Regions from separate parts of the Homo sapiens genome. Here region 1 is linked to region 2. Evidence: chromatin contacts called from ENCODE Hi-C or POLR2A ChIA-PET data. All regions are on one chromosome and are shown on one strand. The core of a region is the stretch at or near the end of the contact, and the rest is flanking DNA. Distances in the headings are between cores, read along the strand shown.

Region 1 (3,659 bases), core at 411-2,910, 150 kb after region 2:
ACCTCAGCCTCTTCCCTCAGTGAGATCTGGGAAACCTCCTCCCTCCTTTGCCTCTGAATTCTCACAAAGAGGACCAAGGGTTTTGAGGCATAGTTTTTAGGAAGAAAACAGGGAACAAGGAGAATAATAATAAAGAAGAAAAAAAGTACAAGAAGTAAAAGGTATCTTGCCTTACTGGGCCTTGGTTAGGTGCTGAACATTGTGCTAAGAATCTTTCGATGTATATTACAATGTGTTGTTCATTTCTCTGAGGTTGATATTGTTGATATGTCCATTTTTCCCGATAAGGAAACTGAGGGTAAAGAGGAGAAAGAAATAGGTCATAAACTTCACCAAAGGCAGAGCTATTATTTGAACCCAAGAAAATGTGAAAGTTAATTGATCATTTCTTAAGGGCAATTTTATTTTGTTTTTTGCAGGGGCAGTAGAGGGAGACGTTGTTGTTCCCAGAAAGGGGCCTTTAGGGAGAATAAAGAAAGGAATCCTTGATAGGGGTGCTAAATCCTCCAGTACCTGGTAGTGCTGGCCACAGGAGGAGCTCAATAACTATTGAATAAGGCAGTGAGGGAGGGCATGAGGAAGGGAGTGAGGGGATGAGTGTGGCCCCTCCCAGCCTACCAGGACCTGTATGGCTTTTCTCTCATGAATCCCAGTCACGAGCCAGCTGCCTGCATCCTCTTTTCTTCCATCTTGCAGCTGCCAGGCGTTTAGGGTAGCTTGGTGGTTGGTTTCCACCACTCTCCTCAGTCCTTGAAATCCTCATTCTTACAACACTCGCTGTACCTGGGACTTGGTCTCCATGGCTTTTCCAGATGTTACTGCCCTGGAAGTCAATCCCACAGGACCATTTTATTTTAAGGGTCAGAGGGCTATAGTAGTTCAAGACCCCGGTGGATGCCTGAAACCATGGATAATACTGAACCCTATTTAATTGTGCTTATATGGGTATTGATGATATAATATTGCAAAATTACTGCAGACATTATAATTACATAAAAAAAATAGTAAGTTGAAGAATAATTCCATGACAGTAAATCAGTCTAAAATAAATTAAAATAGAAAACTCCAAATTAATGGCAGCAAGTATATTTAAAAAATAAGAATATGAGTAAAAAGACAAGACCTGACAAAGGAGAGTTTCAACACTACAGTTTATGTATATATTATACTAAGTTTTGATTTTTTGTTCGTTTGTTTTTGAGACAGGGTCTTGCTATGTTGCCCAGGCTGGAGTGCAGTAGCTATTCACAGGCATGATGGTAGCTGATTGCAGCCTCAAACTCCTAGGCTCAAGGGATCCTCCAGCCTCAGCCTCCTGAGTAGCTGGGACCAGGGCAGCATACTCTTTTTGATCTGATAACTGAGACGGCTACTAAGTGACTAACGGATTGGTAGCGTATACATTGTGGATACACTGGATAAAAGGATTATTCACATCCGAGGGTGGAGTGGGAGGGTGCAAGATTTCATCATGCTACTCAGAATGGTGCTTAATTTAAAACTTACAAATTATTTATTTTTTAGAACTTTCCATTTAATATTTTTGGACCTCAGTTCACCGAGGGTAACTGAAACTTCAAAAAGTGAAACTGCAGATAACAGGGAACTACTGTATGACAAACAGTAAATATGAGGAAGTTGTAGAGGTTATGAAACCTTCCCAACCACTCCACGAATGACCTACTTTTAGCTCTGGCTATCATATAGTCTCCCCAGAGTCAGACGACAGTCTTGCCACTTGCCACCTGGGTAGTGGTGATCTTTAGCAGGTTACTTAATCTCCCTAACCATGTCTGTAAAATGGTCCCCATCTCCTCAGGTTGGAGTGAGCATTAAAGATGGTTCTGTATTTGAAATCTCTTAGTACAAAGAAAATGCTAAATAAATGTTGTCAAGGACTGAATTTTATCCCCCCAAAATTCATGTTGAAGCCTTAACCTCCAATGTGACTATATTTGGCGATAGCGCCTTTAGAAAGTAATTAAGGTCAAATGAGGTAAAAAAGGGTGGAGCCCTAATGCAGTAGGATTTCTGTCCTTAGGAAAAAGGGGGCCCGGCGAGGTGGCTCACACCTGTAATCCCAGCACTTTGGGATGCCAAGGCAAGCAGATGGCTTGAGCTCATGAGTTTGAGGCCAGTTGGGCAACATAGTGAAACCCCATCTCTATAAAAAAATACAAAAATTAGCCTGGCATGGTGGTGTGCACCTGTAGTCCAGCTACTTGGGAGGCTGAGGTGGGTGGATGGCTTGAGCCTGGGGGTGGCGGAGATTGCAGTGAGCCAAGATGTGCCTCTGCACTGCAGCCTGGGCAACAGAGCCAGACCTTGTCTAAAAAAAAAAAAAAAAAAAAAAGAAGAAGAAAGAAAAGAAAAGAAAAATGGAAGAGACACCAGAGGTGCACATGCACAGAGGGGAAAGGCCATGTGGGGACACAGACAGAGAGTGACTGTCTGCAAGAGACCTCAGGAAAAACCAACCCTGCCAACACGTTGATCCTGGACTTCCAGTCTCCAGAACAGTGAGAAAATATATTTCTGTTGTTTATGCCACCCAGTCTGTGATATTTCGTTATGGCGACCTGAGCAGACTAATACACATGTTCAGTCTACTTCCTTTGCTTTCCTTGTTGTTTGAACACATTTGCCAGGCAGTGTCAGAGCCCCTGTATTGGGAAGTGGTCAGTGTGTGGGTTGGTAAGAAGAATTTACCAAAAACAGTATAGATTTGAAAAAGGAAAGTTTTAGAAAGAAAGAATGCTGCAAAAGGGTGCAGCGGGGCACCTCAGTGAGAGAGGACTGAGCACACAGTGGTGGATTTTCCTTAGGAGCATTTATGGACCTTAAGGCGGGAGCTTAAGGGTAATTTTGACCATATTAGCCAGGTAGGTCATGATACATGATTACATCTGTAGACATTTTGGTGCCTTACTGTCAGCAAGGGTTGCACAATGAGTTTTGACATGCATGCATTCTGGAGGTGTATAGAAATTCTAGTTATGACATTTTTGAAAGAGATCTAGATGCTGACTTTAGATACTAGGGAAGTTTAATTACTTCTAAATTCCTCAGATAAGGAGTTTTTGTCTCTGGAGACTGCTCGATGGTCACCAGGTGATTTTCCTCTCCTCATTTGCTCCCTGACAAATATCTTGGTCATATCTTTGACCCTTTATATTTATATTCCCCCATGTTCATGTCTACCTGCTGCCTCCTGGGGTCTCAAGAAAGGGAAAATGGTCCAGTGAAGAGGGGTGATGAGTCTGTCTGGCTACTTCCTCCTGAAAGGGGGCTTTGAGGGGATAAGTTGCGTTTTTCTCTTTTTTGCTCTGTGTCATAAAGGAAATGAAGGGTCATGAAAAACTCAGTCACGAGGGGTGGGGACTGGATTCTATCAAGAGGCCCCGTATAAATGGAAGTTGCTGTTGCAGGCCAGTATTGAGACTGCATAGTCATCTGTAGGTGGAATCGTTGTATTCTGGAAGATACAAACTTAATGAGAGCATTAAAAATGCAGGGAGCAAATATTAAAAGAAAAATGACAAGGAAAAAAGGTCCAAGGAATGGGAGAAGCCCAGTCTTGGTTACTTTGGGAAAGTGTGTATAACCATTTGGCTTGTTTGAAAATTTACTGGGACATTAGTTTCCACTTCTCCAGACAA
Region 2 (4,083 bases), core at 928-3,427:
GTCGGGTGTGGTGGTGTGTGCCTGTGGTCCCAGCTACTCAGGAGACTTAGATGAAAGGATCGAGTAAGCCCAGGAGGTTGAGGTCGCCGTGAGCTGTGATCACGCCAATGCACCACAGCCTTGGTGACAGAGTAAGACCCTATCTCCAAAAAAAAAAAAAATTAATTCTCAAGCCCCATCTCAGACCCACCGAAATAGAATCTCTGTAACTCTAAAAGGCTCCACTAGTTTGAGAACCACTGCTACACTCGATCACTAACTCCCTCCAGAGGATGTGAGGCACAGGCCTAAGAAACTACTTCTCCTTGCTTCAGTGTAAGACCCACACTGTCCCTGAAGAAAGTAAGGAGATGTCTTGGGACAGCTGTATGTGTCTGTTAAGGTCATCCAAGAATGTAAGACATATGGGTAACAGTTCCAACCAGAACTTGAAAAAAGCTTTGTTGAGATAAGCAGTTAGAACAAGAGGTGTCACAAAGTTCAATGACAACAGTAAAGTGTTTTTATGTCAATTTTCTTTCCAAAATATTATCTTGTCACCTTACAATAACTAAGTCTTACTGGTAGAAACTTTCTTTGAAGTTAAACACCCACAAGATTCTTAGATACACTCACGTAAGTTTCTCATCTTGCCATGAGCTGCCTGGGAGTAGAGAATTCCTCTTCCATTCACAAAAAGGGGAAACTTTAAGAGTTTGCATGGACTGATTCGGCATGCCACCAGAAGGACATTCACCCAGAGGGTGATAGGTGAGAAACTGACCTTTTCAAAGGCTGCTTATCTGTTCAATTCAGCCTGGCATAACCCCTGTTCTAGAGGCACCAGCCCATTTATAAATGATCACAAGTCTGATCATTTCGGTTTGCCTTTAGGACAGAAATGGAGCAAGAATAGTCTTCCTAGAGTCTGTCTCTCTAACTTGGGGAAAGTGCACAAAGGGAGGAGGGGAAAGCGCAGTGAGAGGAGAGGAACAGAAATCCAGGGTCACACTTAGGGGAGGTGACCCAGAGGACAAGGTGGTGCAGGCCGTGTAACTGTCCTAAAAAGAGATCTGCCTATTCCCTTCTTCTTGCAGGAAGCTGCTCCTGGTAGATGGTCGACTTCTAAGAGGAATGTGCTTGAAGCAGCACTTGTGGCCAGTGGAAAGGGCCCTAGGCCGGTATATGGCAAGCTGGGATCCTAACCCTGGTGCTCCCTGGACATGCGCCCCATCTCACCCCCACGTTCCACATCTTGGAGGAGACAAAGCAAACGAAAACCCAAAAGCCCTCACCTTCCTGGGCCTCACTTTGCTCATGTGTCGAAGGAGGGGGACTGAACATAAAGTGTTCTTCACGAGGGGTCCCTGACTTTGGGGACGGGGCTGTGAGCTTCTTAACAAGATATGCCTTGTTCTGCATCGTTTGCTAAAAAGTCCTTGTATCCCTAAAGGTTAAAAACTAGCGGTCCCACTTATCTCTGCCTTTCCAAGATTCTAAAACTCTAGGACGAACATTTTTTCTAGACTCGATGCTTTTCAGCTTCCTTTTCGGAGAGAACCCTTAACCACCGGGATCACTTTTCAGGGTCAGCTTCCTCGCAACGTCGCCCCACTGCAGGATGGCCTCTCTCGCTGACCCCCCACCTACGACCTAGGGGAGGGTACGCCAAACTGCAGTCTGACTCCACAGCCCTGCCCCGACACTAATTACAGGAGCAGCCTCGGAATCCCAAAAGGACTGCTAACAATCGGAAAGTTTCTTCCGTCTTAGCGCCGGCTGGGGCGCCGGGAATTCCGCTTTGCAGCCCCCCAGCTGACAGCTCGAGGGGTTTCCCGAGCCCCGGGCAGGGTGGGGACGGAGGCGCGGCGGGCACTGTGCCCGGGTTGCGGGGACCCCAACCCGCCGGCGCCCGCTCGGGACCCCCGAGCGAGACCAGAGCCCGATCCACACCGCGCACTCACCCGGCTCGGTGCGGGAGCAACACGGCGAGGAAAGGCAGAGCCAGCACCTACCGCGGTCTGGCGCCCCAGCTGCCTCGGCGGCCGCCGGCTCCTCAGTGGCGCCCGGGGGTGCATCGTCCGTTAGCGGCAGCCCGGGCTCCTGGAGCTCCGCGACCCCGGTGCTGTCCTGAGGCCGCATCTCGCGGCACGCGCTCTACCAGCGGCCGGTGCCGTCTGGCGCCAGCAGCAGCGCCTGGGCTGCCGCTCTTCCGGCGGGCGATGGCGCCCATGCGCATGCGCGCCCGGCCCACCCGCACCCTCCCCCAAGGAGACCGCGCGCGTCCTCCGCTGGCCTCTTAACCTGGGGAGACCCGCTGCCTCCCTGGTCGGGCTGTGGTGCCCACAGCTGGCTCTAAGGCGTCCAACCCTCTGCTGCGTTCAGGCTACATGGCCCAGCTGCTTGGAGCCATCCTTGGCAAGTCACACTGAACCTGTCTGTCATGGCACAGACAAGGAGGGGCGCTGGGTTCCCAAGCCCTGGCGCCCGGGGGTCCTGTGGCCTCCTTTTCAGGAGGCTCAAAGAGTGGGCGTTTTTTCATTGATGTAACCACGCATTCAGCACCTCTGTGATACCCCGAAGATTTTACAAAGCACCATGCTTGTCTTTAAATGGTCTAGGGTTTTTATGTTTTGTTTTGTTTTGTTTTGTTTTGTTTTGTTTCCCGTGTTGTCCCTTTGCTGCTTACCAAGGAGGGTAGAATTTTGCTGTTTTGGGAAATATTTTTAAGAAAGAATTAGTGTGTAATTATAGGAAAATATATCTATAAGACTGACCAGAACCCATTTATATGTTCTTTGCATTCTTTGCAAGAGTAGGCATGCATTATTGATCTTTGGTTTTCTTTTCTTAAATGGAAATATCCTAATTTGGCCAGATGTAAGATTCAAGTAATCTGATGTAATTAGACCTGGTAAAATATATTCTTTGGCCCAGGATTCACTAACAGCCTCTTTTTGTTTAGCTAATAATTCTTCTTCCATCTCTTTGCTTGCTTTATATGTGGAAGAACAGTCTCTGTGCAAGGATGAACGTATCTAAACTTCTAAGTCCAGTGCCAAGCAGATCACCAAAGGAGAGTGAAGTTTGCCTTTACTCAGACATTTGCACATAGTGATCCACAGCTGAAACAGTTTTAGACTTGAAGTCAGGAATCCTAGGTTCTGGCCCTGAGTGTGTGACCTCAGTCACCACTGTACCCCTCGAAGCCTTGATTACCTCCTTTATTTAATAGCGATCAAGTATTTCCCTTCCTGCTTCGCAGAGTAGTTATGTAAATAAAATGCAATGATGTGGGCAAAAGCATAATATCACCTGGAAAACACTATGTTAGAAAATCAAAGTGTGTTTTAAACTAGGGTCAGCATATAATTTATCCTCCAAACTGGACCTTTTTTTTTTTAAGAGTAAAAGGAGGAGCTCTTTTAAAAGTTACACAAGGGAATAGGCATAAACTGGGACTGTCCTAGGCAAACTGAGACAAATGGTCACCTGAATTCTAACTTGATTAACACATACTTTTGCCTTGTCTTAAAAGAGAATTTAAGGCTGGGCACGGTGGCTCAGCCTACCATCCTAGCACTTCGGGAGGCTGAGGTGGGAGGATTGCTTGAGCTTAGGAGTTTGAGACCAGCCTGGGCAACATAGACCTTGTCTCTATAAAAAAAATAATAATACTTTTAAAAGAATTTAAGGCTACTTACAAAAATATCTGTAACAGGTTTTGTTGTCGTTGTTTTAGATAGGGAAATTTCAGGGAAGGATGGTAAGGGTGGTAGATCATGATTATAAAGCAAGAACCAGGAAGCTTCCTCAAATATCTGGGAAGTCAAGTGCAGTTTCACAATTGCATTCTAAGATTTCGATATGGAAAGGGTTTGAAGAGTCCCCTCCTCTTAAATGGTGAAGATTATGGCTAGGAAGTGTGGTAAAGAAGAAAGAAGTGTGATGATTTGAGAAGGAAGTACCCTGACTGCTCCACTTTCAACACTTTCAACACCATCCTCGAAAAGGGAGAAGAAGAAGAGAAGAAAATGGGTACTACACCAGTTATTAAAGGTGGTGAGATGATTTCATACCTGCTGTTTATTCCCTTTAACTTCC

What was found. A loop is a pair of places that touch in the nucleus more often than their neighbours do. ChIA-PET counts read pairs that join two places held with the same protein, here RNA polymerase II (POLR2A). Pooled maps may share reads with other maps.
Region 1: a pooled map shows a loop between it and region 2 (2.5-fold over the local background). The contact joins the enhancer-like site here to the promoter of SLC35G1 in region 2. A Hi-C loop is called at or near these places in 1 of 168 maps with a recorded cell type or tissue (naive thymus-derived CD4-positive, alpha-beta T cell) and 2 of 50 pooled maps. POLR2A ChIA-PET finds 5 or more read pairs at or near these places in 2 of 52 experiments (H1 and activated naive CD4-positive, alpha-beta T cell).

The regions. Positions count from the first base shown.
Region 1 is chr10:93,740,837-93,744,495 of GRCh38, reverse strand. No RefSeq gene overlaps it. Among named protein-coding and RNA genes, the nearest start is that of LGI1, 15 kb to the left of the region's middle. Within about 2 kb of position 1,660, at least 2 of the 41 ENCODE cell types and tissues checked have a DNase peak (open chromatin) inside an H3K27ac peak, as active enhancers do.
Region 2 is chr10:93,892,072-93,896,154 of GRCh38, reverse strand. It overlaps SLC35G1 (solute carrier family 35 member G1), which reads right to left and starts at 2,177. Exons shown (of 3, transcript NM_001134658.3): 1 at 1,944-2,177. The coding sequence starts at 2,121. RefSeq lists silencers at 239-288, 1,774-2,203.